Regions from separate parts of the Homo sapiens genome. Here region 1 is linked to region 2. Evidence: read pairs that join two places in POLR2A ChIA-PET (ENCODE). Cell type or tissue: IMR-90. All regions are shown on one strand. Region 1 overlaps NOL9 (nucleolar protein 9). Region 2 overlaps THAP3 (THAP domain containing 3).

Region 1 (4,000 bases), 92 kb before region 2:
TTGACTTCTGACAAAGGTGCTAATAACAAAACAAGGGGGAAGGACAGTCTTCAATAAATAAGGCCGGGAAATCTGGTTATCCACGGGGAGAAGAAGGATACTAGATATCCTTATCAAACACCATATACAAAAATCAACTCAAAATGGAATAAAGACTTAAGTATTAAGACCTGAAACTGTAAACCTACTAGAGGAAAAGCTTCATGACACTGGTCTAGGTAACAATTTTTTGGATATGACCCCGAAAACAAAGGTTAACAACAGACAAATGAGATGGCATCAAACTAAAAAGCTTCTGCATAACAAAGGAAAAAATTCCAAAGAGACAACCCTCAGAATGGGAGAAAACATCTGTAAATCATCCATCTGATAAAGAGTTAATATCCAAAATATGTAAGGAACACAAGAAACTCAACAGCAAGAAAACAAATAACCCAACTGAAAAATGGGTAAGGCACTTGTACTGACTTCAAAACTTACCGAAAAGCTATAGTAATTAAAACAATATGATACTGGGTCAAGGACAGACATGTACACTGATGAAACAGAAACGGAACCAGGAAATAAGCCCATACATATAAGATCAAACAATCTTCAAGATAGTCTTTTCAACAAATGGTGGTGGAAAATCTCAATATCTATATTCAAAAGAAAGAAGCTGGACCAATTCCTTACACTATATGAAAATATTAATTCAAAATGGATCAAAAACCTAAACTTAAGAGTAAAAACTGGGCTGGGTGCGGTGGCTCACACCTGTAATCCCAGCACTTTGGAGAGGCCGAGGCAGGTGGATCATGAGGTCAGGAGATTGAGACCATCCTGGCTAACACGGTGAAACCCCGTCTGCACTCCAGCCTGGGCGACAAAGCAAGACTCCATCTCAAAAAAAAAAAAAAAAAAAAAAAAGAGTAAAAACTGAACAAACAAATTCAGGCTGAAAAATTTAAAAATAAAAAAATTTAAAAAGTTAAAAACTATAAAGCTCTTACAAGAAAACATTAGAGACAATCATGATGACATTGGATTTAGTAATGATTTCAAGGATGTAACACCAAAAGCATAGGCAACAAGTGAAAAAATAGATACACTGAACTTCATCAAAATTAAGAACTGTGCATCAAAGGTTATTGTCAAGAAAGCAAAAAAACAACCTACAGAACAGGAGAAAACATTTGCAGATTGTACATCTCATAAAGGATTAATATAAAGAACTACTATTAATACGAAGAACTACTAAACTCAACAAAAAGTAACAATCCAATTCAAAAACATGCAGGCTGGGACCGGATGCCGTGGCTCACGCCTGTAATCCAGGCACTTTAGGAGGCCAAGCAGGTGGATCACCTGAGGTCAGGAGTTCGAGACCAGCCTGGCCAACATGGTGAAACCCCATCTCTACTAAAAATACAAAAATTAGCTGGGCATGGTGGCGGGCATCTATAATCCCAGCTACTCGGGAGGCTGAGGCAGGAGAATCACTTGAACCCAGGAAGCGGAGGTTGCAGTGAACTGAGATCACACTACTTCACTCCAGCCTCGGCACTCCGTCTCAAAAAGGAAAACAAACAGACAAAAAACAAAAAAACAAGCAGGCTGGGTGTGGTGGCTCATGCCTGTAATCCCAGCATTTTGGGATGCTGAGGCAGGTGGATCGCCTGAGGCCAGGAGTTCGAGACCAGCCTGGCCAATGTGGTGAAACCCTATCTCTACTAAAAATACAAAAATTAGCCAGGCGTGGTGTAGTTCCAGCTACTTGGGAGGCTGAGGCAGGAGAACTGCTTGAACCCGGGAGGTGGAGGCTGTAGTGAGCTGAGATCACGCCACTGCACCTCAGCCTGGGCGAAAGAGCAAGACTCTGTCTCAGAAACAAACGAACAAAAAAAACACACAAGCAATATTCAAGGACTGGAACAGACATTTTTCCAAAGAAGATATACAAATGGCCAATAAGTACATGCTCAACATCATTAGTCATTTAAGGGAATGTAAATGAAAACCAACATGAGACATTACTTCACACAAACTCAGACAGCTATAATCAAAATAAGCATTGGTGAGGATACGGAGAAATCAGAACTCTTGTGCATTGCTGCTGGGAATGTAAAATGCAGCTACTGTGAAAAACAGTTTGGCAGTTCTCAAAACATTAAACACAGAACTACCATAAGACCCAGCAATTCCACTCCTCGGTATACACCTGAAAGAACTGAAAGCAGGATATGGAGGAGATATTTGAATACCCATGTTCATAGCAGGATTATTCACGAAAGCCAAAATGTGGAAAGAAGCCAAGTGTCCCTTAACAGCTGAATGGATAAACTAAATGTGATATACACATACAATTGAATAACATCCAGCCATCAAAAAGAATTATTATTATTATTATTTATTGAGGCAGAATCTCACTGTTTGTCACCCAGGCTGGAGTGTAATGGTGCAATTTCAGCTCACTGCAGCCTCTACCTCCCAGGTTCAAGTGATCCTCCTGCCTCAGACTCCCAAATATCTGGGACTATAGGCATGGACCACCAAGCCCAGCTAACTTTTGTATTTTTTTTAATAGGGACTGGGTTTCACCATGCTACCCTGGTCTCAAACTCCCAGGCTCAAGCAATCTGCCGGCCTTGGCCTCCCAAAGTGCTGGGATTACAGGTGTGAGCCATGGCACCTGGCCAGGAATTAAATTTTGATACATGCTACAACATGGATGGATTTTGACAATACTATGCTGAGTGAAATAAGCCAGACAAAGGATAAGTATTGTGTGACTCCACTTACATGAGAATAGCCAAATTCATAGGGACAAAAAGTAGAACAGAGGTGAAGTCTCTAGGGGCTAGGAAAGAGGACAAGAGGAGGACAAGAGGGAGTTAAGGGAGTTACTCTTTTTTTTGAGACAGAGTTTTGCTCTTGCTGCCCAGACTGGAGTGCAGTGGTGAGATCTCGGCTCACCGCAACCTCTCCCTCCCGGGTTCAAGCGATTCTCCTGCCTCAGCCTCCCAAGGAGAGTTATTCTTTTTTTTTTTTTTTTGAGACAGAGTCTTGCTCTGTCGCCCAGGCTGGAGTGCAGTGGTGAGAGCTCAGCTCACTGCAAGCTCCGCCTCCTGGGTTCATGCCATTCTCCTGCCTCAGCCTCCCAAGTAGCTGGGACTACAGGCGCCCGCCACTACGCCTGGCTAATTTTTTGTATTTTTAGTAGAGACGGGGTTTCACCATGTTAGCCAGGATGGTCTCGATCTCCTAACCTCGTGATCCACCCGCCTTGGTCTCCCAAAGTGCTGGGATTACAGGCATGAGCCACCAAGCCCAGCCGAGAGTTATTCTTTAATGAGTACAGTTTTCATTTTGGGATGACAAAAAACCACACCCGACTAATTTTTAAATTTTTTGTAGAGACAGGGTCTCACCACGTTGCAAACACAACAAAAAAGTTGTGGCCAGGCACAGTGGCTCATGCCTACAATCCCAGAACTTGGGAGTCAGAGGTGAGTAGATGACCTGAGGTCAGGAGTTCGAGACCAGCCTGGCCAACATGGTGAAACGCTGTCTCTACTAAAAATACAAAAATTAGCTGGGCATGGTGGCGTGCGCCTGCAGTCACAGCTACTCAGGAGGCTGATACAGGAGAATAGCTCGAACTCAGGAGGCGGGGGTTACAGTGAGCACAGATCACACCACTGCACTCTAGCCTGCCTAGGTGACAGAGCAAGACTCCATCTTAAAAAAAAAAAAGCAAGCAAGGTGGTACTTACTCCAGCAGCACATATACTAAAAAACTGGAATGATACAGAGAAGACTGGCAATGGGCCCCGCACAAGGATAACATATTATTTTTTTTAAGTGATGTAGAACTGTGGATAACTGGTGAATTTTCAATAAAATCTGTAGACTGGTTAACAGCGTTTTTTTTTTTTTTTTTTTTTTTGAGATAGAATCTCACTCTGTTGCCCAGGTTGGAGTGCAGTGGAATGATCTTGGCTCACTGCAACCTCCACCC
Region 2 (4,000 bases):
GAGAATCTCTTGAACCGGGAGGCAGAGGTTGCAGTGAGCCAAGCTTGCCTTGGTGGAGGTGGGATGTGTGGGCCTGGCTCAGGAGAGGGCTCACAAAGAGTTGGATGCTGAAGCCTTGAGATCGCATGATAGGCCACAGGGGCACCCACGTGGAGTGGGCAGGCAGGGCAGTGGCGGGACAAGCCACAGGCCAGCAGCTCCCTGCATTGGTGGATTTATGGGGAGAGGAAAGGGATCCGTGAGTGGAGAGTGGAGCCGATGGGAAGAACAAAGCGGCCACGTAGCAAACACGCCCAGAGCGGCCGCCTGGGAGCCCCTGCCCCATCTGTCCTCCCCAGCACCCTTCCCAGATAGCCTCATGCAGTCTGCCTGAACCTCTTCAGGTTGGCAGTCCCTTCCTTCAGGAAGCCCTTCTGGACCCTCAAACCCCCTCTTGCCTCCGACCCCTTCCTGCCCCTCAGTCTTCCTGGCCCCTGTGGCCCCTGCTGTCCTTCCTGTTTCCCTCATTGGTTTTGTCTTCTCCCCTGGAACAGAATCTCCATGAGGGCAGGGGCTGCCTTCCCTGCTTCAGGCCCCACACCCAGGACGCTGCCTGGCACAGCCCAGGTGCTCGGGGTATGTGTCCATAGATGAACACTTTAATCACCTTCACGTATTTGTGATAACGTTTGTCCTGGAAAGATGACACTTGAGCCACTGGGAGTGGGGACGTTTGTCACTGTAGCCCTCGGTGCTTCCAGTGCCTGGTTGGTGGGGAGAAGCTGGGTACGGCCTCTGCCAGCTCTGCTTTGTGGGCCCCACCCCAGTGTGGCCCAGGGGCTGCAGGTTCTGGGTCAGTGGCACCTCGAGTGGTGAGCTGCGCTTCTGCTGCTTGCTGGCGGTCATGGGGCCAGGTGCCAGGCCCTGGGGTGACACATAGGAAGTAGATGGGTCCCTAGCTCTACAGGGACCTATTCAGGGCACTCTGACCATGATTTGAGGACATCTTTGGAGAAAGAGAAGCGCACCAAGCGGGCAGTGTGAGTTGGGCTGAGCTTCAGGTCAGTTTCATTTAGCAGCTGTTCGTTGACTGGGGCATGCAGTGGGCCGAGCAGCGGGGACAAGCATGATGCCCGAGGCCTGCCCCGAGCTCTGAGGGTTCTTGGGGTCTGCATCCACTCTGTGTGTGTCTCTTGTAGCAGGTGAGGGAGAACACAGACCCTGCCAGTGAGAGAGGAAATGCCAGCTCTTCTCAGAAAGAAAAGGTGAGTGCACCGGGCCAGGTACTTGAATGTTTAAATTATGCTGTGGGTTGAGACAGGGAGGTGGGATTTTCCCAGCAAGGCCGGCCCGCAGGGCTGTCGCCTTTCCTCATATGCCAGTTTGGATTCCCGGTTTTTCTGGAGGGAAGGCCCAAGCCTCTCAGCTTCCTTCTTTTCAATATCAAAGAATCTCAGTTGCTAGTAGGGATCGTGCCTGATTCCCTTTTTCTTTTCTTTTTTTTGAGACTGAGTCTCGCTCTGTCACCCAGTCTGGAGTGCAGTGGCATGATCTCGGCGCACTGCAACCTCTTCCAGGTTCAAGTGATTCTCTTGCCTCAGCCTCCCGAGTAGCTGGGATTACAGATGCCCGCTACCACGCCCGGCTAATTTTTGTGTTTTGAAATAGAGACGGGGTTTTACCACGTTGGCCAGGCTGGTCTCGAACTCCTGACCTCAGGTGATCCACCCACCTCTGCCTCACAAAGTGCTGGGATTATAGGTGTGAGCCACCGCGCCTGGGCCCCCACTTTTTTTTTTTTGTAGAGATAGCATCTTGCTATTTTACTCAGGCTGGTCTCAAACTACCGGGCTCAAGCCATCCTCCCACCTCAGTCTCCCAAAGTGCTGGGAGTATAGATGTGAGTCACTGCACCCAACCTTTTTCTTTGTTTTTGAGACAGGGTCTCACTCTGTTGCTCAGGCTCTGTACAGTGGTGCAGTCATGGCTCGCAGCAGCCTCAACCTCCCAGGATCAAGCCATCCTCCCACCTGAGCCTCCCAAGTGGCTGGGACCACAAGCATGTGCTACCATGCCCAGCTAATTAAAAATTTTTTTTTTTTTTTTTTTTAGAAATGGGGGTCTTGCTATCTTGCCCAGTCTGGTCTCAAACTCTTGGATTCAGGGGATTCTCCTGCCTTGGCCCCACAAAGTGCTGGAATTATAGGCGGGAGCCACCGCACCTGGCCGTGCCTGATTTCTTAAAGTTCAGTTCCAGGGCCGGGCGAGGTGGCTCACGCTTATAATCCCAGCAGTTTGGGAGGCTGAGGCGGGTGGATGTCTTGAGGCTAGGAGTTTGAGACCAGCCTGGCCAACATAGTAAAAACCCCATCTCTACTAAAAATATAAAAATTAGCCGGGCTGGGCGCAGTGGCTTGCGTCTGTATTCCCAGCACTTTGGGAGGCCGAGGCAGGCGGATCACCTGAGGTTAGGAGTTCGAAACCAGCCTGGCCAACATGGTGAAACTCCATCTCTACTAAAAATACAAAAATTCGGCTGGGCCTGGTGGCTCACACCTGTAATCCTAGCACTTTGGCAGGCTGCGGCAGGTGGATTGCCTGAGGTCAGGAGTTCGAGACCAGCCTGGCGAAACCCCGTCTCTACTAAAAATACAAAAATTTAGCTGGGCATGGTGGTGGATGCCTATAATCCCAGCTACTCTGGAGGAGAATCACTTGAACCCAGGGGGCGGAGGTTGCAGTGAGCTGAGATCGCACCACTTCACTCCAGCCTGGGTGAAAGAGTGAAACTCCATCTCAAGAAAAAAAAAAATTAGCCAGGTGTAGTGGCATGTGCCTGTAGTCCCAGCTACTCAGGAGGCTGAGGCAGAATTGGTTGAACCCGGGAGGCAGAGGTTGCAGTGAGCCGAGATCATGCCACTGCACTCCAGCCTGGGTGACAGAGTTAGATTCCGTCTCAAAAAAAAAAAAAAAAAAATTTAGCCAGGCGTGGTGGCACATGCTTGTAATTCTAGCTACTCAGGAGGCTGAGGCACGAGAATCACCTGAACCCTGGGGGTGGAGGTTGCAGTGAGCCGAGATTGCACCACTGCACTCCAGCCTAAGTGACAGAGCGAGACTGTCTCAAAAAAAAAAAAAAGTTCAGTTCCAGGGTGTGTGCTAGGGAGAAGCTGGCTGTGGAGGGGCACAGACCCTGGAGCTGGTCCCTGGCTGTTGCCACTCCCCTAGAGGGACAAGTAGCAGCTGCAGGAGGGCCCTGCATGTGCAGGGCTGTAGTGCAGACTTCACCCTGCCGTTCCCAGGTCCTCCCTGAGGCGGGGGCCGGAGAGGACAGTCCTGGGAGAAACATGGACACTGCACTTGAAGAGCTTCAGTTGCCCCCAAATGCCGAAGGCCACGTAAAACAGGTAAGACTGAGTGCAAAGGTGGTCTGTGGTTGGACACAAGATGACTTGCTCCAAACAAAATGGAAACCAGTGAGCACCCACCATGAGACCTGTGTGGCCGAGGCAGGGTGTGCAGCCTGGGTTTCAGAGCTCCCCAGTCAAATTCTCCACCATGGTGTGGGCACATCTGGATTTTGGGGGAGCAGCCCGGAGTGTCTAGCTGCCCTGGGGTTGTGCTGTGTGCGTGTCTGGTGGCCTGCTCACCATGGCCCGCCTTCCTGCTGGTGATGCAGCTCTAGGCTCTCACTCCCCTGTCCTCAGGTCTCGCCACGGAGGCCGCAAGCAACAGAGGCTGTTGGCCGGCCGACTGGCCCTGCAGGCCTGAGAAGGACCCCCAACAAGCAGCCATCTGATCACAGCTATGCCCTTTTGGACTTAGATTCCCTGAAGAAAAAACTCTTCCTCACTCTGAAGGAAAATGAAAAGCTCCGGAAGCGCTTGCAGGCCCAGAGGCTGGTGATGCGAAGGATGTCCAGCCGCCTCCGTGCTTGCAAAGGGCACCAGGGACTCCAGGCCAGACTTGGGCCAGAGCAGCAGAGCTGAGCCCCACAGGCTCCGGACGCAGAGGTGGCAGT

Evidence for each region. ChIA-PET counts read pairs that join two places held together with the same protein. Peaks named below come from ENCODE experiments on the same cell type or tissue, not always from the same donor. Only the 100,000 strongest peaks of a DNase experiment are listed, where the experiment ranks them.
Region 1: POLR2A ChIA-PET joins it to region 2 with 5 read pairs; 7 of 35 experiments call an interaction of 5 or more read pairs at or near these places.

What each region holds. Positions count from the first base shown.
Region 1 is chr1:6,537,107-6,541,106 of GRCh38, forward strand. The region is part of intron 6 of NOL9 (nucleolar protein 9); the gene reads right to left. It also overlaps the pseudogene RNU6-731P. Among named protein-coding and RNA genes, the nearest start is that of NOL9, 15 kb to the right of the region's middle. In IMR-90, no CTCF peak of the experiment used is centred here; a DNase peak (open chromatin) is centred at 2,015.
Region 2 is chr1:6,629,110-6,633,109 of GRCh38, forward strand. THAP3 (THAP domain containing 3) reads left to right here. Exons shown (of 6, transcript NM_001195753.2): 4 at 1,179-1,244; 5 at 3,282-3,386; 6 at 3,687-4,000. The coding sequence ends at 3,968. Among named protein-coding and RNA genes, the nearest start is that of THAP3, 6.2 kb to the left of the region's middle. In IMR-90, no CTCF peak of the experiment used is centred here; no DNase peak of the experiment used is centred here.